Regions from separate parts of the Homo sapiens genome. Here region 1 is linked to region 2. A link is a loop called in an ENCODE intact Hi-C map of the cell type or tissue named here. Cell type or tissue: endothelial cell of umbilical vein. All regions are shown on one strand. Links, peaks and the distances in the headings refer to the core of each region. The heading gives the core; the rest is flanking DNA. Region 1 overlaps SLC35G2 (solute carrier family 35 member G2). Region 2 overlaps NCK1 (NCK adaptor protein 1).

The links. Hi-C counts contacts between places; a loop is a spot of excess contacts. Peaks named below come from ENCODE experiments on the same cell type or tissue, not always from the same donor. Only the 100,000 strongest peaks of a DNase experiment are listed, where the experiment ranks them.
Region 1: a loop joins it to region 2, with 2.9 times the contacts of the local background. A loop is called at or near these places in 1 of 110 quality-filtered maps.

The regions. Positions count from the first base shown.
Region 1 is chr3:136,833,092-136,844,737 of GRCh38, reverse strand. The region is part of intron 1 of SLC35G2 (solute carrier family 35 member G2); the gene reads right to left. NCK1-DT (NCK1 divergent transcript) reads left to right here. Exons shown (of 3, transcript NR_110177.1): 3 at 2,169-2,762. Among named protein-coding and RNA genes, the nearest start is that of SLC35G2, 20 kb to the right of the region's middle. In endothelial cell of umbilical vein, for the core only: no CTCF peak of the experiment used is centred there; DNase peaks (open chromatin) are centred at 5,747 and 5,877; H3K27ac peaks cover 3,012 bases.
Region 2 is chr3:136,890,809-136,902,454 of GRCh38, reverse strand. All of the region lies in intron 1 of NCK1 (NCK adaptor protein 1), which reads right to left. It also overlaps the pseudogene RAD51AP1P1. Among named protein-coding and RNA genes, the nearest start is that of NCK1, 34 kb to the right of the region's middle. In endothelial cell of umbilical vein, for the core only: no CTCF peak of the experiment used is centred there; DNase peaks (open chromatin) are centred at 8,434 and 9,894; H3K27ac peaks cover 3,547 bases.

The sequences.
Region 1 (11,646 bases), core at 3,193-8,192, 54 kb after region 2:
CAACTTCCACCTCCCAGGTTCAAGCAATTCGTGCCTCAGCCTCACGAGTAGCTGGGACTACAGGTGTTAGCCACCATGCCCAGCTAATTTTTGTATTTTCTGTAGAGACAGGATTTTTGCCATGTTGGCCAGGCTGGTCTCAAACTCACGGCCTCATGCAATCAGTCAGCCTGGGCCTCCCAAAGTGCTGGGATTACATGTGTGAGCCACCACGCCCAGTCAACAAATTTGTTGTTTTTTTTTTTTTTTGAGACGGAGTCTCGCTCTGTCTCCCAGGCTGGAGTACAGTGGCGCAATCTCAGCTCACTGCAACCTCTGCCTCCCAGGTTCAAGCAATTCTCCTGCCTCAGCCTCCCGAGTAGCTGGAACTACAGGCGCGTGCCACCACACCCAGCTAATTTTTTATATTTTTAGTAGAGACAGGGTTTCACTGTGTTAGCCAGGATGGTCTCGATCTCCTTACCTCATGATCCGCCCGCCTCGGCCTCCCAAAGTGCTGGGATTACCGGTGTGAGCCACCGCGCCTGGCTGTTTTTTTCTTCTTTTTGAGACGGAGTCTCACTCTGTCGCCAGGCTGGAGTGCAGTGGCGAAATCTCGGCTCACTGCAACCTCCGCTTCCCGGGTTCAAGCAATTCTCCTTGATTCTCTCCGTGCCCGGCCAGCAAATTTGTTTTCTTATAACTTGCACAGCCTGTCCACCTCCCAATCACTTCTACTCAAACCTTCATCTAGGCTCAGCTAGGCTAAGGGCAAAGGGTAAGTAGTAAAATTCACTCAGAACTCTGATTTTTTTGTTTTGTTTTGAGACAGAGTCCCACTCTGCCACCCAGGTTAGAGTGCAGTGGGGCAATCTCAGCTCACCACAACCTCCACCTCCTGGGTTCAAGGGATTCTCCTGCCTCAGCTTCCTCAGTAGCTGGGACTACAGGGGTGCGTCACCATGCCCAGCTAATTTTTTTATTTTTAAGTAGAGATAGGGTTTTGCCATGTTGGCCAGGCTGGTCTCGAACTTGTGACCTCAGGTGATCCTCCCGCCTTGGCCTCCCAAAGTGCTGGGATTACAGCCTTGAGCCACTGCGCCCAGCCTTTTTGAAACAGGGTCTCACTCTGTCGCCCAGGCTGGAGTGCAATGGAGCAATCTCAGCTCACTGCAACCTCCACCTCCTGGGCTCAAGGGATTCTCCTGCCTCAACCTCCCACGTAGCTGGGATTATAGGTGTGTGCCACCACACCCGGCTAATTTTTGTATTTTTTTAGTAGAGACAGGGTTTTGCCACATTGGCCAAGCTGGTCTCGAACTCCTGGCCTCAAGTGAACTGCCCACCTCAGCCTCCCTAAGTGCTGGGATTACACACCTGAGCTACCACACCCTGCCAGAACCCTGATTTTTTTTTTTTTTTTTTTTTTTTTTTTTGAGACAGAGTCTCGCACTGTCACCCAGCCTGGAGTGCAGTGGCGCGATCTCGGCTCACTGCAAGCTCCGCCTCCCGGGTTCACGCCATTCTCCTGCCTCAGCCTCCCGAGTAGCTGGGACTACAGGCGGCCACCACCACACCTGGCTAATTTTTTGTATTTTTAGTAGAGACGGGGTTTCACCGTGTTAGCCAGGATGGTCTTGATCTCCTGACCTCATGATCCGCCCACCTTGGCCTCCCAAAGTGCTGGGATTACAGGCATGAGCCACCATGCCTGGCCCAGAACTCTGATTTTTAAAGTGCTCCTTCTAAGAAGACTCAGAGCTACAGAGATGTCAGAAACAATCATAGAATGACTCTACATCCTCCCACAATGATACTAGACAGACACACTGGCACACCTCGAAATTTCTGGGTTGTGCACAGCCCAAGAGGGCTCATTTAAGCTGCCATGTCCACTCCTCCAACAAATCCAGGCACCATCTAAAGGGAACATGCCAAGTCACAGTCTCCTTTGTGAATTCCATAATGGCAAGAGAGCTCTCATTCATATTTGCGTTCCTGGCACCCAGAGCACATTTAATAAAAGTTGATTAAACAAAAATAATGACTTGGTCCTGAACTGCATTCTACAACTGCTCCTTGAGTTTTGTCCCATCCTATAATAACCATCACAAGCTCTGCTATTTATTCTACCATTTCTGTCCTGGCCCCACCTTTGAGATTGTTCTCACAGTTATCTTTGCCACTAGGTTGCAATTCTGACTGTGCTGGTGATGCTGGTTCCAGGTCCCTCAGGAACCCCTCCCCCAGTCTGGTCTGCCCTTGAACTCTATACTGGCCCCAGGGTATCCCAGGATTGTCAGAAAGGCCTGGCCAGGATTCACCTGGGAGAGGGATCAGCATCTCTGCAAAGTTGTTGGATTGAAAGAACTTTCATTTTGAGCTACATCATTGAAGAGCTTTAAATCTGAAAATAAGAAAGACGTTGAACCCTATTACTCACATCTCTTTGTCATTTGAAGCAGATCCCGAACCACTCAAAAGGACAAAACAAGGAAATAGCAATGAAATTGGATTCAGTGAATGGGGTAAGGGTATTAAGTGTCTGAAATATAAGAGATAAAAAAATTAGTTTTTACCTTTTTTTCTATTTTCTAAATGTTTTGGTGGCTAGAATAAGATATACTTTGAACTCAAGAGCAATAAATGTTAATATATTAAAAGTAGCTTTATGAAATATGGAAAGTATCTTTATTTCAAAATACTTCAAAGTAATCATCTGAATATTTATCAGAAATATTAAGACAACTTATTAAATCCTGTATTAAAATGATTGCTTATTACTTTTTGTTTATACTAGTCAGAAGTGATTCTCTTCCACATTTTAGATTTTTCAGAGTAAAAAGGATATAATTTTAGACTTTCAATTGAATATAAACTGGGGTTTTTCCACACGATTTGTGGACATGGCTGTCTGATGGTGACTCTTAGGTATTTATGCTAAAAATGTTATTTTGGGGATCCTTGGGAATGGACTCTGATATTTATTTATTTATTTATTTATTTATTTATTTATTTATTTATTTTGAGGCGGAGTTTCACTCTTGTTGCCCAGGCTGGAGTGCAATGGCACCTTGCCGGCTCACCGCAACCTCCGCCTCCTGGGTTCAAGCAATTCTCCTGCCTCAGCCTCCTGAGTAGCTGAGATTACAGGCATGCGCCACCACGCCCGGCTAATTTTTTTATATTTTTAGTAGAGACGGGGTTTCTCCATGTTAGTCAGGCTGGTCTCGAACTCCCGACCTCAGGTGATTCACCCACCTCGGCCTCCCAAAGTGCTGGGATTACAGGCATGAGCCACCATGTCCGGCTGGACTCTGATATTTATATTCACATTATTGGCCAGTAGGGAACTGATATCTGACTCAAAAATTAGTAGGATATGAAATCCTTCATTCTATCCATGAGCTTGTTATTCTTGAGAAAAAAATTTACTTTGAGAGTCTGAGGAATGATAAGTTTGTTACATTCCGGAATCTAGTTTTGGTGTTGTGTCCATCCTTTAGATAGGGTGCAGCTCTGTTTTACCATAGCAACAACTAACTTTTATTTCCATAGCCACTGACTGCACTCCTGACCCTGCCAACCATCTTGCAAATACATCCTCTTGCTTAGAAGAACCAGGGGAGGGGTGGGGCATGGTGGTTCATGCCTGCAATCCCAGCACTTTGGGAGGCTGAAGCGGGCAGATCACTTTGAGCTCAGGAGTTCAAGACCAGCCTGGGCAAAATGGCGAAACCGTCCCTTAAAAAAAAAAACAAAATCGCATCACTATACTCCAGCCTGGGAAACAGAGTGAGACCCTATCTCAAAAGAAAAAAAAAAAAAAAAAAAAGGGCCAGGCACAGTGGCTCACGTCTGTAATCCCAGCACTTTGGGAGGCTCAGACGGGCAGATCACCTGAGGTCAGGAGTTCGAGACCAGCCTGACCAACATGGTGAAACCCCATTTCTACTAAAAATAAAAAATTAGCCAGGCATGGTGGAATGCGCCTATAGTCCCAGCTACCAGGGAGGCTGAGGCAGGAGAATCACTTGAACCAGGGAGGCAGAGGTTGCAGTGAGCCAAGATCACGCCACTGCACTTCAGCCTGGATGACAGAGTGAGACTCTGTCAAAAGAAAAGAAAAGAAAAAAGAGAGGGAGAGAAAGAAGAGAAAGAGACGGAGGGAGGGAGGAAAGAAGGAAGGAAAAGAGAGAAAAAGAGAAGGAAGGGAGAGAGGGAGGGAGGGAGAGAGAGAGGAAGGGAGGGAGGGGAGGAAGAGGAGGAGGAAGAAAGAAAAGAAGGGCAACAACCAGGGGAAGAATATGGATGAATCAGTCCAAATTTATCATCATCACTGTGCCTTTCTGGTGACAGGTCAGTGGTGATAATGCTCTTTGAGGATGACTCCCTGCAGTACTAACGGAAGCACAAAAGTGCCAGAACTGGATGACAGCTCACTTATTTCAGGCTAGAAAAAAATCTGGGCACACTAGGGTGAATGATAAGCTCCTTGGCATGCTAGCCAAAATCAGCTTAAAAGAGGGCTACCTGGGTACAAGAGAACCCTTATTTTGGGTTGAAAAGCAGAAGCTTCCCAAGAGGGAAGATACACTGAAGCTGAAGGTGTGGCAGTCCCCCCAACCAATTAGACTGGGGATGAAGGCTGCTTAGTTGGACTAGGAAAAGTAATGGATACTGGATTCCAGAGTGGGCAATGTTGGGAGGAGCAAGGTAGAATGTGATTTAAAGGGACTAAGAAATTTTGGGCTGAGCTAGGCTATAGGAGAATGGTAGACAGACCTGAGGATTTTGCTGGGCTGTGTCAGTCTGGGTTATAGAAGTGGGTGGAAATTACAACTAAGGGACTTGGAGATGAGGGGAGGTAAGAAGACAGATCTGATGGTATTGAGGTAGGGGCTGCTAAGAGAAGCATCAAACAGGAGGGCTAGCCCAGGTTTGAGCTGGACACTCCACTGACAGTTCTAAAGCAGAAAATTAGGGAAGGAATAGTCAGGGGCTTATCAGCTATGCAGTAGCTTCTAGAAGTCAACAGCTGGCTCTGGGAGGGAAAAGATTGAGAAAAACAAAAGAAATAAATAAGAGCAGAAGGTATAGGGGAAAAGGTAGGGGTGAGAGTTATCAGTCTGGTTAGAGCTGGGCTAAACATTTAGTCTTACCATCAGTTTAAAAGCACCTGGACCAGTTAGTTGCTGTACAGGCAAAGTCAAAGGGAGAAGCCTGGCCTCTCTCTACTCAGTCAAGGTTCATGACTTTAGGAGACTGCAATGAACCAGGCATACCAGGAAAGGAAAAGGTTAACTGAGGTTGAAAAAAAAACTTTATGTGGCACTTTTAAACAAGCAGGTTGGTTTGGCTTGTGTGACTATGATGGTGCCTGATTTTGAGCAGAGCAATTTGTGTTGTGACATTTTAAAATCCATTCTGGCACTTGGTGATGAATGTGTTGGCTGGCAGCTAAGAACTTGCTAGAATGCAAGTATGCAAGTCTTCACCATTTATAATCGACACTTCCTTTCCAGGAAAGAGCCTTTCTAATCTTTGAATCAGTGGATTTATCAATTTGCATAAAATATGCCATCCTCAATGAACACATTTATCATCTACCACTTAACTTTCCTTCTGTTAAAAAAAAAAAAAAAGCAGAATCACCTTCCTGTGAGTCAGCAGCTTTAAATTCAGCTGTGCTGGGTGAAGCTGTTAAGGGTAGGAAGGAGCCATCACTAGAAGGGGGAGAAGCAGGAATAAAATGATCTTTTCTATTTCCATGATTTTTTATGTTTCTGTTTAAATGGTTAAATACCCAATTAGGTTAGATGCTAATTAAATGTAAAATTACTGGGCTGTTCCAATATGCATGTTAAAGTTGTACTTCTTGGTTGTTTGTAATTTACCTAACTCTTGAGAGATCATCAGAGCAGCCCAGCTGAGTTTAAAGAAGGCTTCCAACTGCCCAGGATATGCATCAGTTCCTGAACAAAAAAAGAACACCCCAGGATCAACAGAAGCTACTATCAAATCCTTCAAACACTACATGCACCACATGCTCACATTTGTCCTATTTTTGCTACTATTTATCCACAAAAAAGCCAAGCCTGAACTCCTTCTTGAGGCCAAAACTTAAAAATATACCAAATGAATCAGTTCAAAATTTTACAAATTTGGTTTGGCTTAATCATAACTGATTCTTCATACTATTGACACCGTTGATTCTTCACACTATAGATACCACTCACTAAAATTACAACTCAGTCACCTCTTCCCATATACCATATTTCATTAAAATCAATGTAAGATAAGAAATGGTTACCAGATGCCATCGTTTCAGACCAAACCATATGTCAAATTTTGAATAAACCTAACAACATCTGATTGGTTAAGTAGCATACCTAGATTTATTAAAATCACTACACTCCTTTAATGTCTGTAGGAGAACATGCATGCACAAGCACACACACGTTGTGTGTGCATTTATATATATATATATATATATATATATATATATATATGTATATGCTACTGCAAAATTGAAGAGACTTTACCAAGTTCTGTCATTGACAGGGACATTATATATAAAGAATATACATACTGTAATTCACCTCATCAAGAGTTAATTTTATGGCCGGGCACAGTGGCTCACACCTGTAATCCTAACACTTCGGGAGGCAGATCACTTTGAGCTCAGGAGATTTGAGACCAGCCTGGGCAACGTGGCAAAAACCCATCTCTACAGAAAAATACAAAAATGAGCTGGGCGTGGTGACTCCCGCCTGTAGTCCCAGCTGTATACATGGGAGGCTGAGGCTGGAGGATTGCTTGAGCCAGGTAGCAGAGGTTGCAGTGAGCCAAGATTGTACCAGTGCACTCCGCCCTGGGTGACAGAGCAAGACCTTGTTTCAAAAAAAAAAAAAAGAGTTAATTGTACCAGGAACATGTGGTGTCAAAATTTAAAATATGTGAACTCTTTGACCCAGCAATGCTATTTTCAGGGATATATCCTAAGATCATCACCAGCAAAGTATATAAGGATGTGCATGCAAAAATATTCATCATGGCTTTCTTTATACAATGAAAAATTGGAAATAAACTTCTCATTAATGGGATGCTGGTTAAAGAAAATCATTACTGTAATATGCAGCCATCTAAAAGGGTAATTTATATGTATATATATTTACATAAGAAAACCCTCATGTCATATTGCTGAGTAAAAAGAAAGATGTCAATGAGTATTCATGATGTGATTCTATTTATCCTTGCAAATGGTGGAAATTCAATTATATGGTATTTTCTCTCTTTTCTGTTTGTTTTTCATATATGTATATATTTCCTTTGAAATCAGAAAAAAATCAAGCTATTTTCATCAGAGGAAAAAAATCATTACTCTGTATTTCAGTCACACTAAAATAGTCACCCAAGAAGCCAATTGTAGCTCTTTTATTTCTGTGCCTTCTGTTGGAAGGAAAACTGTACATAAACAGACCACATTACAGAGAAAATTTGAATGGATGGTGTCTGGTGCCTAAACCAAAACAGAGGTGAAATATTATACAAACTGAAGAGGATGACTTTATCATAGTGTTTGAAAGAATTCTGTGTGTGTGTGTGTGTGTGTTGTGTGTGTGTAGATACATACTAGTATATTTTCATTACTAACCAAAAACATAATGTAAGTTCCAAATGGCAGCAAAGAATATAATTACCTTTGGCTTTTCTTACATAAGTTACCACCCCATAAATCTTTATGTTAATTTGGAAAAATCTGACCTGAACAGATGGACCTCATGCTGTTCTCTAAAACATGAACAGATTTCTGATCTTCTGGACCAGGAAATGAAGTCAGCACTAAAAGAGAAGACACCATCATCCAGCTCCTAGAATTTCAATCTAAGAATCTGTAATAAAAGCAGTATTTCCCTCTACAGAAATATAGCAAAGTAATATGTTTACATCTTAATGAAATGTACTCTTGATATGATAAAACACAGTGTGATATTTATAGCACTGGTGGTGCTGGCTGTCTGGTCCCTGAACCTCACCAATTTTGGAGAATCCCCTTGCTGTGGTTCTTGGCAGGTAGAGCATTTGGCTTGATGCTCCCAAGTTTCTTATGGAAGGCACATCTCTGGGGCTGACACTCTGTGTGGATAAATCTTCATCTCATTAGTCCAAGGGCCTTTTTTCCATGAGCATTTTCACAGAAGCTGTTTCACAAATCAACTCCATTGGTGTTGAAGACCTAATAAAGGGCTCTCTATCAAGTAATTACAGCACTGAGGTTTGAATTTCTGCTCCACAACCTTCTAGTTGTTTAATTTATGTCGGGAAGAGACTGGTCGATAAGCAGGCCTGAATCTGAGGAAGAATTGGGGCCAAGGAGGTGGCCTGTGAGGTCAGGAGATTGGTTACATAAAAGAAGAATGAGTAAATAGTTAAATATATCGAGGATAATGGAAGCCAGATTTTTTTACCAAGAGAGAAGGAAGTTACAAATAGAATAAGGGTGAAGACTAGAATGAACCCTGTAGTGTTGGAGTAGAGCTAGAGATATTGGAGTAAATTCATGAGTTTTAATATAAATGGACAGAAAGATATATAAATAGATATAGGGGTGTGTGTGTGGGTGTGTGTGTGTGAATTTCCTAGCTCTGTCTGCTAAAATGGCCTAAAAACAGTAACACTCCAGTAGCAATGACCACACCTAGCATCCAGATCTTGGTTCTAAAAATCCATTCTCAAGTAAAAGGAACCAGAGCTCAGTGGAGAAACAGCTGATGAAATAACTGCAATGATTGTGGCAGAAAAAATACCAGAAGAGCCTGAAATGTCTTGCACCCCAAAAAAGTACTCTCAGAATGATACAGAGATGCCAAAAGGACACAGGAGCTGGCTTGAAGGGTATCCCAATGGCTGGAACTGGAGCATTTTCAGCATCAAAACCAATAGTGATAGTAATGGCTTATAATCTATTGGATAAAATAGAAATCCACAAGTCCACGCTGATGGAAATAAGCCAATAAGAAGGGAGAGGAAAAAACTTCTGTACAATAGAATCCCAACTAGTAAATGGAAAACAAATATTGTAATTAGAAAAACTACAATTTGGCAATCATCCTAGTAACAGTTTATGCAAGAATCATAAAATAAGCAAGTGAAACTTTGTTAAGAAACCAGATGTTTACATAGCCTCAAAGTGTCTTCCTACAAAATACTTATTAATTCAAAGGGAAAGAGAATAACTTAACAGTGGAGAAATTATCACCTTAAGCCATCAAAGTTAACATCACCAACAAAAAAACAATATTATGTGCCTTTTAATATGATACATTTGGAAGAATACAATTTCACTTCTATCACATTCCTGCCAAAAAAAAATGTATCACCTGAATCTAATCAAGAAGAAACATCAGACAAACCTAAAATGAGGAACTCTACAAAAAAAAAAAAAAAAGAAAAAGGCCTGAACTCAAAAATGTCAAGGTCACTAAAGATAAGGAAGGATTGAGGAAATGTCACAAATTAAAGATTAAAGAGACATAACAACTAAATGTAATTCATAATCCTGACTTTGATTCTAGACCAAAAGTAAGAAATACTTTTTCAAAAAGGAAATTGTTAGGACAAATGACAAATTTTGAATGTGGTGTGTGGATTAGATAGTGGAATTATATCAATGTGAAATTTCTGATTTTGGTGATAACACTGTGGTTATGCAGGAGAGGGTCCTTGTCTTAAAGGAAAACACTTAAGTAGTTAGGGATAATTGGATATCACCTCTGCAACTTACCTTCGATTGGTTCAGAAAAAGAAAATGAATGGCAAAACAAATGTAAAATGTTTACAATTGGAGAACTTGGGTGAAGAATAATAAGAGAGTTATCTTTTACCCAGGAGTTTGTTGTATTATATTTGCAACTTTTATGTAAGTTTGAAATTACTACAAAATAAGTTACAAAAATGGCAATACCAGTATTTAATTCGTTGGATTTTGGGGAAAAGTACATGAGTTAATATGTGTGGTATGTTTACAACAGAGCTAGACACATAATAAATGCTATATATATATGTTAGCAATGATGGTGATAGTGAGACAGTGGTGGTGGTGATGATGAAGTCCTGAATTTTAAACACACAGGTGCAGTGGCTCATACCTGTAATCCCAGAACTTTCAGAGGCCAAGGCGGGCTGATCACCTGAGGTCAGGAGTTCAAGACCAGCCTGGCCAACATGGTGAAATTCCTCCTCTACTAAAAATACAAAACTTAGCTGGGTGTGGTGGCAGGTGCCTATAATCCCAGCTACTCTTCTGAGGCATGAGAATCGCTTGAACCCGGGAGGCAGAGGTTGCAGTAAGCCAAAATCACGCCACTGCACTGCAGCCTCAGCCACAAGAGTGAAACTCCGTCTCAAAAATAAATAAATAATAAACACACAATTCATCTGAATTGGGATGAGTTGACTCTGGCTCACTTTTCTCCTTTTAGATTTAACAAAGAAATTAAAATAGTATTTACTTGCATCTGACATGCTAACAACAATGTAAATTTGTTTATTGCAATTTAAACACTGTTCATATAATGTTTTATACACTAGTGTCCCCAAGCAAAAGACATGTTAGTAATATTTTTTTAAATAATCCAAGATCAAATTTTTAAAAAGCCATTTTCACCTTTCATTAATTTAGGCAATCTGGTGATAATGAGAATATGCAATACATAAATATATACATATATTAACATATATTTAATAAAGGTAAATCATGTACAATGCTATTGTTTACGGTTACTATACAATACCATATACAGTAGCATTGTATATGATTAACCTTTATTAAATATATACATTAATATATATTACAATACATAGAATTAAAGACCATGAGAGTTTAAAAGATTTTGGGGATCATCTACTCCAATTCCTTTGAGAGTAAGTATATCTTCTCTCTACAGCAGGGGTGCCCAACCCTCAGTGCATGAACTAGTACTAGTCTGTGGCCTGTTAGGAACTAGGCCACACAACAGGAGGTGAGTGGAGAGCAAGCGAGCATTACTGCCTGAGTTCTACCTCCTGTCAGATCAACGGCAACATTATATCTCACAGGAGCACAAACCCTATTGTGAACTGTGCATGTGAGGGATCTAGGTTGCATGTTCCTTATGAGACTCTAATGCCTGATGATCTGAAGTGGAACCGCTTCATTCTGAAACCATTCGTGAACACACCCCCCACCCGCCGACTCCTTCCATGGAAAAACTGTCTTCCATGAAACCAGTCCCTGGTGCCAAAAAGGTTGGGGATGACTGCTCTACAGCATCCCCATCAAATAGTACAGTTTCTGATTGACCACCTACAATGACTAGAAACACTCCTTCTCAAAACAGCCAGTTGGAAGTCATTCCTGATTGTTAGAAAGTTACTTTTTAACAATGAGTCAAAATCTTTCTCCATGTAATTTCCAGAGGCTGCTACTATATGTCTTCTGAGGTCACAAATTGATTCCCTCTTCCACTTAACAACATTTCAATAACGTGAACTACTATTCCCTACCCTCCTCATCTAAATTCTCCCACTGTAAGTTTCCTCTTCTCCAAACTGAATAGCCCCTGGGTTTTCAATTATTCCATGTATAATCATGGTTTTCAGTCCTTTCACCATCTTATGTTTTAT
Region 2 (11,646 bases), core at 6,533-11,532:
GGGAGGCCGAGGTGGGCAGATTGCCTGAGCTCAGGAGCTCGAGACCAGCCTGGGCAGCATGCTGAAACCCCGTTTTTACTAAAATACAAATCAGCCAGGCATGGTGGCATGCACCTGTAGTCCCAGCTACTCAGGAGGCTGAGGCACAAGAACTGCTTGAACCCAGGAGGCGGAGGTTGCAGTAAGCTGAGATAGTGCCACTGCACTCCAGCCTGGGTGACTAAGCAAAACTCTGTCTCAAAAAACAAAAACAAAAAAAAAAAAAAAAAACAAAGAGTTAAGAAGAACTCTGGAAACTATATAAATACACAGAAGTTAAACAACATGCTTCTGAATGACCACTGGGTCAAGGAAGACATTAAGGAAGAAATCAAAAAAATTATTGAAACAAATGAAAATCTAATACAACATACCGAAAATCTATGAGATACAGCAAAAACAGTGCAAAGAGGGAAATTTATATCAACAAATGCCTACATCAAAAAAGTAGTAAGATTTTAAAGAAACAATCTAGCAATGCACCTTAAGGAACTAGAACCAAACCCCAAATTAGTAGAAGGAAAGAAATAATAAAGATCAGAGCAGAACTAAATGAAACGACTTTTTTAAAAAGCACAAAAGAACAACAAAAAGCTGATTTTTTGAAAAGGTAAATCAATAAACCACTTGCTAGACTAATCAACATAAAAAGAGAGGACCCAAGTAAAATCAGAAAATGAAAAGAGACATTACAACTAATTCCACAGAAATACAAAAGAACATTAAAAACTATTACAAACAACGATACACTAACATACTGGAAAATTGAGAGGAAATGGATGCATTCCTAGACATAGACATATACAATCTACCAAGATTGAATCAGGAAGAAATACGAAACCTGAACAGACTGATAATGAGTAAAGACATTTAATCAGTAATAAAGTCTCCCAACAAACAGAAGTCCGGGACTGGATGGCTTCACTGCCAAATTCTACCAAACACTCATAGAAGAACTAACATCAATTCTCCCCAACTCATTCTACAAGGCCAACATTACCTTAACACCAAAACCAGACAAGGATGCAATAAAAAATATTTAAAAAAAAAAAGAAAGAAAACTACAGGCCAATATCCCTAATGAACACAGAGATAAAAATTCTCAAAATACTGGCAAACTGAATCCAACAACATTAAAAAAAAAAAAATACACCACAATGAAGTGAGATTTATCCCAGAGAGGCAAGGATGGTTACACAAATCAACAAATATGATTCATAACCTCAACAGAATAAAGGACAAAACCATATGTTCATCTCAACAGACACAGAAAAAGCACTTGATAAAATTCAGTGTCCCTTCGTGATAAAAACTCTTAACAAACTAGGCATAAAAGAAACATACTTCAACATAACAAAGGTCATATATGACAACAGCTAACATCATACTGAATGGGGAAAAGTTGAAACCCTTTCTTCTAAGAACTGGAACAAGACGAGGATGCCCACTTTAATCACTCCTATTCAACATAGTACTGCAAGTCCTAGCCAGACCAATCAGGCAAGAGGGAAAAAAAGAAAAGGCATCCAAATTAGAAAAGAGGAAGTCAAACTGTCCCTCTTTGCTGATGATATGATTTTATATCTAGAGAAACCTAGACTCCACCAAAAAACTTAGTTCTGCTAAATAAATTCAGTAAAGTTGCAGGACAAAATCAACACACATAAATCAATATGCATCCATCTGTGAAGTAGGGAGTGTTAAAAAAAAATCAACATACAAAACCTGTTTCTATATACCAATAAAACAAACTAGCTGAGAAAGAAATCAAGAAGGCATTCCCTTTTTACAATAGCTATAAAAACTACAAAACACTAGATAAAATAAAGAGGGCACAAACAAATGGAAAGACATCCCATGCTCAAGAATAAGAATTAACATCATTAAAATGACCATACTGCCATAAGCAATCTACATTTTCAATGCAATGGCTATCAAAATACCAATGTCTTTTTTCACAGAAATAGAAGAAGCAATCTTAAAATTCATATGAAACCAAAAAGGAGCCCAAACAACCAAAACAATCTTAAGCAAAAAGAATAAAACTACCTGACTTCAAAATACATTACAAGGTTACAGTAACCAAAACAGCATGGTACTGGTATAAGACAGACACATAGACTAATGGAATAAAACAGATAATTCAGAAATAAATCCACATATTTAAAGCCAACTGATTATATTAAACAACAACAACAACAAAAAAGGCTTCTGCACAGCAAAGGAAACAATGAAGAGTGAAGGGAGAGCGCCAATGTCTGGTTTTGGGTGGGAACTGAAACCACCACTACAGCCAACAAGAACTTGGGAAGTGTAAATATCAAGCCCTGAAAGGGACCATGGTGCAGCCTGTGAGATGTAAGAAACCAATCAATTACTCACAGTTTGGCGACTCTGACAGTGATGATGATTTTGTTTCTGCAACTGTACCTTTAAACAAGCAATCCAGAACATCAAAGGAGTTAAAACAAGATAAACCAAAACCTAATTTGAACAATCTCCAGAAAGAAGAAATCCCACTAGAAGAGAAAACCCCTAAAAAAAAAAGGATGGCTTTAGATGATAAGCTCTACCAGAGAGACTTAGAAGTTGCACTAGCTTTATCAGTGAAGGAACTTTCAACAGTCACCACTAATGTGCAGAAGTCTCAAGATAAAAGAGTTGAAAAACATGGCAATAGTAGAACAGAAACAGTGAGTAAGTCTCCTCGTATCTCTAATTGCAGTGTAGCCAGTGATTATTTAGATTTGGATAAGATTACTAAGAAAGACAATGGTGGTATTCAAGGGAAAAGAAAAGCAGCATCTAAAGCTGCGGTACAACAGAGGAAAATTTTTCTGGAAGGCAGTGATGGCAATAGTGCTAATAACACCAAACCAGACTTGGCAACTGGTGAAGATTCTGAGGATGATTCTGATTTTGGTGAGAGTGAGGATAATGACAAAGACTCCTCTATGAGAAAAAGTAAAGTTAAAGAAATTTAAAAAAAAAAAAAAGAAAAGAAATGAAGGTAAAATCCCCAGTAGAAAAGAAAGAGAAGGAACCTAAATCCAAATGTAATGCTTTAGTGACTTTGGTAGACTGCTCTGGCTGCCATCAAATCAGAATCTCAGTCCTCGCCAAAAGAGATTTATCTTTCTTCAGATGCCACTAGGAAACCATTACAAATATGCAGTCCTTCAGCTGAAAGCAAGAGACCTAAATGGTTCTACCAGCATCTGGAAGTAGCAGCAATAGCAGCAGCGCACTGGCAGGAGTGTCCATGAAGTCTCCAAATCAGAGTCTCTGCTGTGGCTTGTCCAGATCAGCACCAGTTAAACCTTTGCATCCAAATGCTACTAGAGGCTGACTGTGGTACCAGAGAAATGTTTGGCTGAAAGAAGCACAGCTTTACAAGGGTGTTTATATTTGATTTGTGTTTATATCTGAGGCAGGTATTGTAATACAAAGGAATCCATTACCATGTCCTATAAATGATCTCTAGCCATTTTATGATTATGTTCTCTGTAAAGCTCTTCAAGATCTCAATGAGAGCTTTGTAAGAATTATCTTCTCATGCCTTTCCTTCTGAAGAGCATATTCTATTTTCCTGTCAGTTTGACATGGAGGAAGTCCACATCACATGCCGTTCTTTTCTAGTTACATGATGTGCCTTTCCAGCTTTGTCTAGTTTATAGCACCTTAACGTTAACCGTTCAGTTTTATCTCGCACAGGGAAACATTCTCATTTCTTTCATAAGACATTTCTGAAATCTTATAAGCTACTTAAGCTATATTATCAGTTTTATTGCAAAGATGTTTTGTATTTTAGCCAAATTTTTTCATAGTAAGAGTTCAGAAGTATTTTACACACTAAAATGGTTGCTGTATTATGGCATGTGTCTCCTATTTAGATGGTTATTCTATAACAAATAGAATTTGAAGACATTTAGTGATATCTTCATTGTCAAAACCTTTAATAAAAGTGGAAATGTTTTGAAATGCTTTTTTCTTGATACCACTGCATCCACCTTTTTTTTTTTTTTTTTTTGAGAGGGAGTCTTGCCTATCACCCAGGCTGGCACGATCTCAGCTCACTGGAACCTCCGCCTCCCGGGTTCAAGTGATTCTCATGCCTCAGCCTCCCCGAATAGGTGGGATCACAGGCAATCACCACCATACCCAGCTAGTTTTTGTATTTTTAGTAGAGACAGGGTTTCACCATGTTGGCCAGGCTGGTCTTGAACTCCTGACCTCAAGTGATCTGCCTGCCTTGGCCTCCCAAAGTGCTGGGATTACAGGTGTGAGCCACTGCACCCCACCAACAGCCACCTGCTTCTGACTGTCCACACTTCATGATAAAATGAGAGTTCTGCAAAAATGTTAGCCTTTTTCTTGTAAATATAAACAAGGGAAAGCTGTTTCTTCAAATAGTAACTTTTTGTTAAGCCAGTCTTCAGAAAGTAGTTGTCAAGTATTTAGTCATCCCTATTATGATATTAGATAATACAGCTTTTTAGGAAGCTCAGATCTCAATTTACTGTGAAAAACAATTGTAATCAATATTTTATATTTATGGTGAGAATTTCAACTAGCTTCTGATCAATTTTTATAAAAAATTTTCAAATCATATTAACCATTAAAAATGTATAATACTTAGCTCAGTTCTTCTCAGTTTATGGGAACATCTATGTTAACGTGAAAATAATTAATTTAGAACTGTGATTAAAGTGAGCATTTGTCTAAAAAAAGGGTGAAGAGACAATCTGCTGAATGGGAGAAAATATGTGCGAACTATTCAACAAGTGACTAATACCTAGAATATACAAGGAACTCAAACAACAAAAACAAAAACCCCACCAATAATCCCATTTAAAAGTAGGCTAAGGACATGAATAGATATTTTTCAAAGAAAGGCATACAAATGGCAAACAAGTATATGAAAAAATGCTCAACATCACTAATCATTAAGGAAATGCAAATAAAAACCACATGAAATATCATTTCAGCCAAGTTAAAATGGCTGTTATTTAAATAACAAAAAAGGCCAGGTGTGGTAGCTCATGTCTGTAATCTCAGCACTCTGGGAGGCCAAGGCAGGCAGATCACTTGAGGTCAGGAGTTTCAGACCAACCTGGCCAACACTTTGCAAAACCCCATCTCTACTAAAAATACAAAAAATTAGCCGAGCATGGTGGCACATACCTGTAATCCCAGCTACTTGGGAGGCTGAGACAGGAGAATCACTTGAACCTGGGAGGCAGAGGTTGCAGTGAGCTAAGATCACACCACTGCACTCCAGCCTAGGTGACAGGGAGTGAGATTCTGTCTCAAAATAATAAATAAAAGTAAAACAAAAGAAAAAAAGACACTGGTAAGGATGTAGAAAAAAAGGGAACTCTTATACAGTGTTGGTAAGAATGTAAATTAGTACATACTTTTTGGAAACCTACAAAAATTTCTCAAAAAATTGAAAACAGAACTACCACAAGATCCAGCAATCCCACTACTGGGTAGTTATCCATAGGAAAAGAAATCAGTATATCAAAGGGATACCTGCACTTGCATGTTTACTGTAGCACTATTCACAATAGCAAATATATGTAATCAACCTAAGTGTTCATCAACAGATGTATGGGGCCAGGCACAGTGCTAGGTCTGTAATCCTAGCACTCTGGGAGGCCGAGGCAGGAGGACTGCTTGAGCCCAGGAATTTGAGACCAGTTTGGGCAACATAGTGAGACCCCCATTTCTACAAAAAAAATTCTTTTTTAATTAGCCAGGTGTGGTGGGGTATGCTTGTGGTCCCGGCTACTCACTGCAGTGAGCCATGATTGCACCACTGCACTCCAGCCTGGGTGACAGAGTGAGACCCTGCCTTTAAAAACAAAACAAAACAAAAACAGATTAATGGACATATGTGGCATATATACACAATGGGATACTATTTGGCCATTAAAAAATAATGAAATCATGTCATTTGCAGCAACATGGATGGACCTGGAGGTCACTATGTTAAGTGAAATAAGCCAGGACTAGAAAGACAAATATAGTATGTTCTAACTCATTCAGTGGGTTTAAAAGATGATCTCATGGAGGTAGACAGTAGAATGACAGACACCAAAATCTGAGAAGGGTACATGGGTGGTAGGTAATGAAAAGAGGTTGCTCAATGTACACAAACATATTGTTAAAGAAAAAGTATAAAAATTCTAATATTCTATAGCAGACTAAGGTGACTATAGCTAGCAAAACTGTGTATTTCAAAGTAGATAGAAGAGAGGACTTTAAATGTTCCCAACACATAGAAATGATAAATACTCAAGGTGATAGATATCCCAAATACCCTGACTTGATCATTACACATCCTATGTAACAAAATGTCACATGTGCCTCGTAAATATGTAAAATATTATATATCAATAAAAAACAAAAAACAGGAAAGGAGAAGAGAAGCAAAGAAAAAGGATGGCAAACAAAGCAAGATGACAAAAATCCAGATATATCATAATTAAAATAGATGTGAATGAATTTAACTCATTTGTAACAGAAAATAACAAAAATAACATACAGACTGGGCATGGTGGCTCATACCTGTAATCCCAGCACTTTGGGAGGCCAAGGTGGGAGGATCACCTGAGGTCAGGAGTTAGAGATCAGCCTGGTCAACATAGCAAAACCCTGTCTCTACTAAAAATGCAAAAATTAGCGGGGTGTGGTGGTACGCACCTGTAATCCCAGCTACCCGGGAGGCTGTGGCACAAGAACCACTTGAACACAGGAAGCAGAGGTTGCAGTGAGCCGAGATTGTGCCACTGCACTCCAGCCTGGGCAACAGAGTGGGACTCCATCTCAAAAAATAAATAATATAAAATAAAATAAAAACAACATACAAATTCAACTAAAGCTGTTTATAAAAGTGAACTAAAACATTAACAGAGAAAAGATGAAAAAAATAAATTCTGACAAACCTTTTTTTTAAAAAGGTGGTATGGCAATTTTTTAAAAAAGGTGGTATGGCAATTTTTTAAAAAAGGTGGTATGGCAATTTTAATGTCAGACAAAACAATTTTATTGCAACATTAAAAGGTACGGAAACATGATATATATATATAATAAAATAAACCAAAAACATACCAAAGCCTTATACACATCTATCATCAGTTTGCCTTTTCTTGAATTCCATACAAATGGAATCATATAGTTGACTACGTTAAAGTGAAAACTGTTTATCACATCCCTATTATCAAAAAAAATCAGCTTGCTGGGCGCAGTGGCTCATGCCTATAATCCTAGCACTTTGGGAGGCCGAGGCGGGTGGATAACCTGAGGTCAGGAGTTCGAGACCAGCCTGACCAAGATGGAGAAACCCTGTCTTTACTAAAAATACAAAATTAGCTGGGCTTGGTGGCACATGCCTGTAATCCCAGCTACTTGGGAGGCTGAGGCAGGAGAACTGCTTGAACCCAGGAGGTGGAGGTTGCAGTGAGCCGAGATAGTAGTGCCACTGCACTCTAGCCTGGGCAACAAGAGTGAAACTCCATCTCAAAAAAAAAACAAAACAAAACAAAAAAATCAGCTTATTTCTGAAAAATATAATTAAAAGTACTAATAAGATTTAAAAAATCTAGCAAAATTTAGGATCACAGCAGAATGCAGGAAACAACTTATCAGACACAGAACTGAGCAGGTGGCAGGATGGAATTGGAACCTTTGCATTCCAGGGGAAGTAGGATTTACACTTACTGTAGAAATGAGTTTGCCTTTCCTGCCCTGAGTGTCTCTGGACATTTACAGTACCTCAATGGTTTCAAAATGTTTGCTTTGCCAATCTGGGATTCACTTTAACATCACCTCAAACTAAAGGACTCGTTTAATGGTGAAGAAGATACAACATTAAGCACATGACCATGGCATCCACTGGTCCTACACCACATACCACATCACCTAGAAACTGTCCGGCTAACAAAATCATAAAGTGGTGCATTAAATTAAAAGCTCGATTAAGAAGTCATTCTGCTGGTCATTTGGGATGCAGCATATGCACTGAACCAATGGCTAGGGTATTATATCCCTACTACCTGAGATGCACGGGTTTAGAAACCAAGGGGTAGAGAAGTTAGATTGACTCTTCACCATCACTCCCAGTAACTCACTTATGGCATGTGGATTTCCTATCCCCACAATTTAAAATCTCTGCTGTACTAGAGATCCTGAGGGTAATGCTTCCACAGTAGGGGTTCACGGAGCCTAAAGCCACAACCACCACTTGGTCACTATGGGCTTCTCATACTGATGAACGAGCAGGCAAAGAAAGGAATAAATATACTAGCAGTGATAAATGACCCTGATTATTAGGACCTGTTGTACACAATGAGATTAGGGAGCAATCTGTCTGGAATGCAGGGTATTTCCATGCTTGCTAATAGGGTAAACAGGAAATTACAGCAACCATGGCTCAAAACAGGCAAGGCAACTAAAGGCTCAAGTCCCACAAGGATGAAAGCCGAAAGGACAGAAGCAACTTAAACCAGCTTAAATGCTGGCCCAGCATAAAGGAAATCTAGAATAGGTAGTAAAAGAAGGTAATGATGAATAGTAATTCCTGCCTCAATACCAGTTGCAGTAGCAGGTACCACTGGCTTATATCACTAACCCTTCTCAAATTTCCATGGAAGATGTCAAGACTTGGTGATGGATTAGAATCAATGTAGGGTTTAAGCCAATCTGAGCAAAGCAAGATGTAGATTCTATCAAAAGTCTCATGCCTCAAAAACAAAGATAAAGAGATGGGACTTAAACTAAAAAGCTTCTGCACAGCAAAAGACACAATCAGCAGAGTAAACAACCCACAGAGTGGGAGAAAATCTTCACCATCTATACATCTGACAAAGGACTAATATCCAGAATCTACAAGGAACTCAGATCAGCAAGAAAAAAACAATCCCATCAAAAAACAGCCTAAGGACGTGAATAGACAATTCTCAAACGAAGATACACAAATGGCCAACATATGAAAAAATGTTCAACATCACTAATTACCAGGGAAATGCAAATCAAAACCACAATGCAGTACCACCTTACTCCTGCAAGAATGGCCACAATCAAAAAATCAAAAAATAGATGTTGACGTGGATGGCGCAGATTCCTTAAAGAACTGAAAGTAGATCGAGCAATCCCACTCCTGGGTATCTACCCAGAGGAGAAGAAGTTATTATACGAAAAAGATACTTGCACATGTGTGTATATATATATATACACACACACACACACACACACACACACACACTATGGAATATTACTTAGCCATAAAAAGAAACAAAATAATGGCATTTGCAGCAGCCTGGATGGAACTGGAGACCATTATTCTAACTGAAGTAACTCAGGAATGGAAAACCAAACATCGTATATTCTCCATTCATAAGTGGGAGCAAAGCTATGAGGACGCAAAAGCATATGAATGATAAGGGTGGTGGCGTGAGGGATAAAAGACTACACATTGGGTACAGTGTACATTGCTGTTGGGTGATGGTTGTACCAATCTCAGAAATCACCACTAAAGAACTTACTCATGTAATCAAACACCATCGGTTCCCCAAAAACCTACTGAAATAAAGTATTTTAAAAGTCTCATGTATAATCTTCATGCTCTCAGTCTCTCCTTTGATTCTAGTTGTATTAATTGCCTAATGCTGTGTAACAATAGTGGCTTAAAACAACACAAATTTGTGATCTCACAGTTCTAGAGGTCATTAAGTCTAAAACAGGTCTTACAGGCCTGTTTGGCATTTGCAGCAGCCTGGATGGAGTAGATTACAAAGCTACAATCAAAGCCTGCATTCCTTCAGAAGGCTCTAGAGAAGAATCTGTTCTTTGTCTATTCCAGCTCCTAGAAGCTGCTTATATTCCTTTGCACTTGGCCACATCATCAAGATTTCTGCTTTCAGCATCACATCCCTTTCCTGGACTAATTGATTCCCTCTGATAAGGACTCTTGTGATTACCAGAGCCCACTCAGATAATCCAGGACATCAGTAGCACAGGCAACCGAAAAGAGTCAAACTGGACTTCATCAAAATTAAGATCTTTTTAACATACTTTGTATATGAAAGGACACTAAATTAATACAGTGAAAAGGTAACCCACAGAAAGGAATATTTGGAAATCACATCTGATAGGACACTGATATTCAGAATATATAAAGAACTCTTACAAGTCAAAAACAACAACAACAACAACAACAAAATCCAGCTGGGTGTGGTGACTCACACCTATAATCCCAACACTTTGGGAGGCTGAGACAGGAGGATCCCTTGAGGCTAAAAGTTCAAGACCTGCTTGGGCAACATAGTGAGATCCCCATCTCTACAAAAAATAAATAAATGAGCCAAGCAGTGGCATGCACCTATAGTCCTAGCTACTCAGGAGGCTGAGACAGGAGGATCCCTTGAGCCCAGGAGGATGAGATTGCAATGAGCCATGATTATGTCACTCTATTCCAGCCTGAGTGATACAGTGAGACTTTGTCTCTAAAAAGAATAAAATAAAAATCCAACACAAAAATGGAGTAGGAATTGAATAGACACTTCTCCAAAGAAGATATGCAAACAGTGAATAAGCACATGAAAAGATGATCATATCACCATCCCTTAGAAAAATCCAAATCAAAACCACAATAATACCACCTCACAACCATCACCATGGTTATTATTAAAAAAATGATGATGACAGAAAATAACAAGTGTTGGTGAAAATGTAGAAAATTAGAACCCTTGTGCACTGCTGGTGGGAAGATAAGATGGTACAGCCACTGTGGAAACCCATATGGCAGTTCTTCAAAAAATTAGAAACAAAATTACCATACAATCCAGCAATTTCACTTATGGATACAAACCCAAAAGAAGTAAAAGTGAGAACTCAAATAGATACTTGTACACCCATGTTCATATTGGCATTATTCACAACAGCCAAAAAGTGGAAGCAACCAAAGTGTCCATGATCAGGCCAGGCGTGGTGGCTCATGCCTGTAATCCCAGCACTTTGGGAGGCTGAGGCGGGTAGATCACCTGAGGTCAGGAGTTCAAGACCAGCCTGACCAACATGGCGAAACCCCCATCTCTATTAAAAATACAAAATTAACCAGGCATGGTGGCCCATGCCTGGAATTCCAGCTACTTGGGAGGCTGAGGCAGGAGAATTACTTGAACCCAGGAGGCGGAGGTTGCAAATGAGCCGAGATCGTGCCACTGCACTCCAGCCTGGGCAACAAGAGCAAAACTCCACCTCAGTGTCTGTCATCAGTTGAATGAGTAAACAACATGTGGTAAATATAGATTCAACGGAACAGTACCAGCCTTTGGTCGGGGAGGAACTTTAGACACATGCTACAATGTGAATAAACCTTGAAGACACTATACTCAGTGAAATAAGCCAGTCATAAAGGACAAATATTGTATGATTTATTTCACTTACACATGGTTCCAGGAGTTGTCAAATTCATAGAGATAGAAAGTAGAATGGTGATTGCCAGAGGTTGGGGGGATGGCAGACTTGGGAGTTGTTGTTTAATGGGTACAGAGTTTCAGGTGGCAAAAATGAAAAACTTATGCAAACAGGTGGTGGTGATGG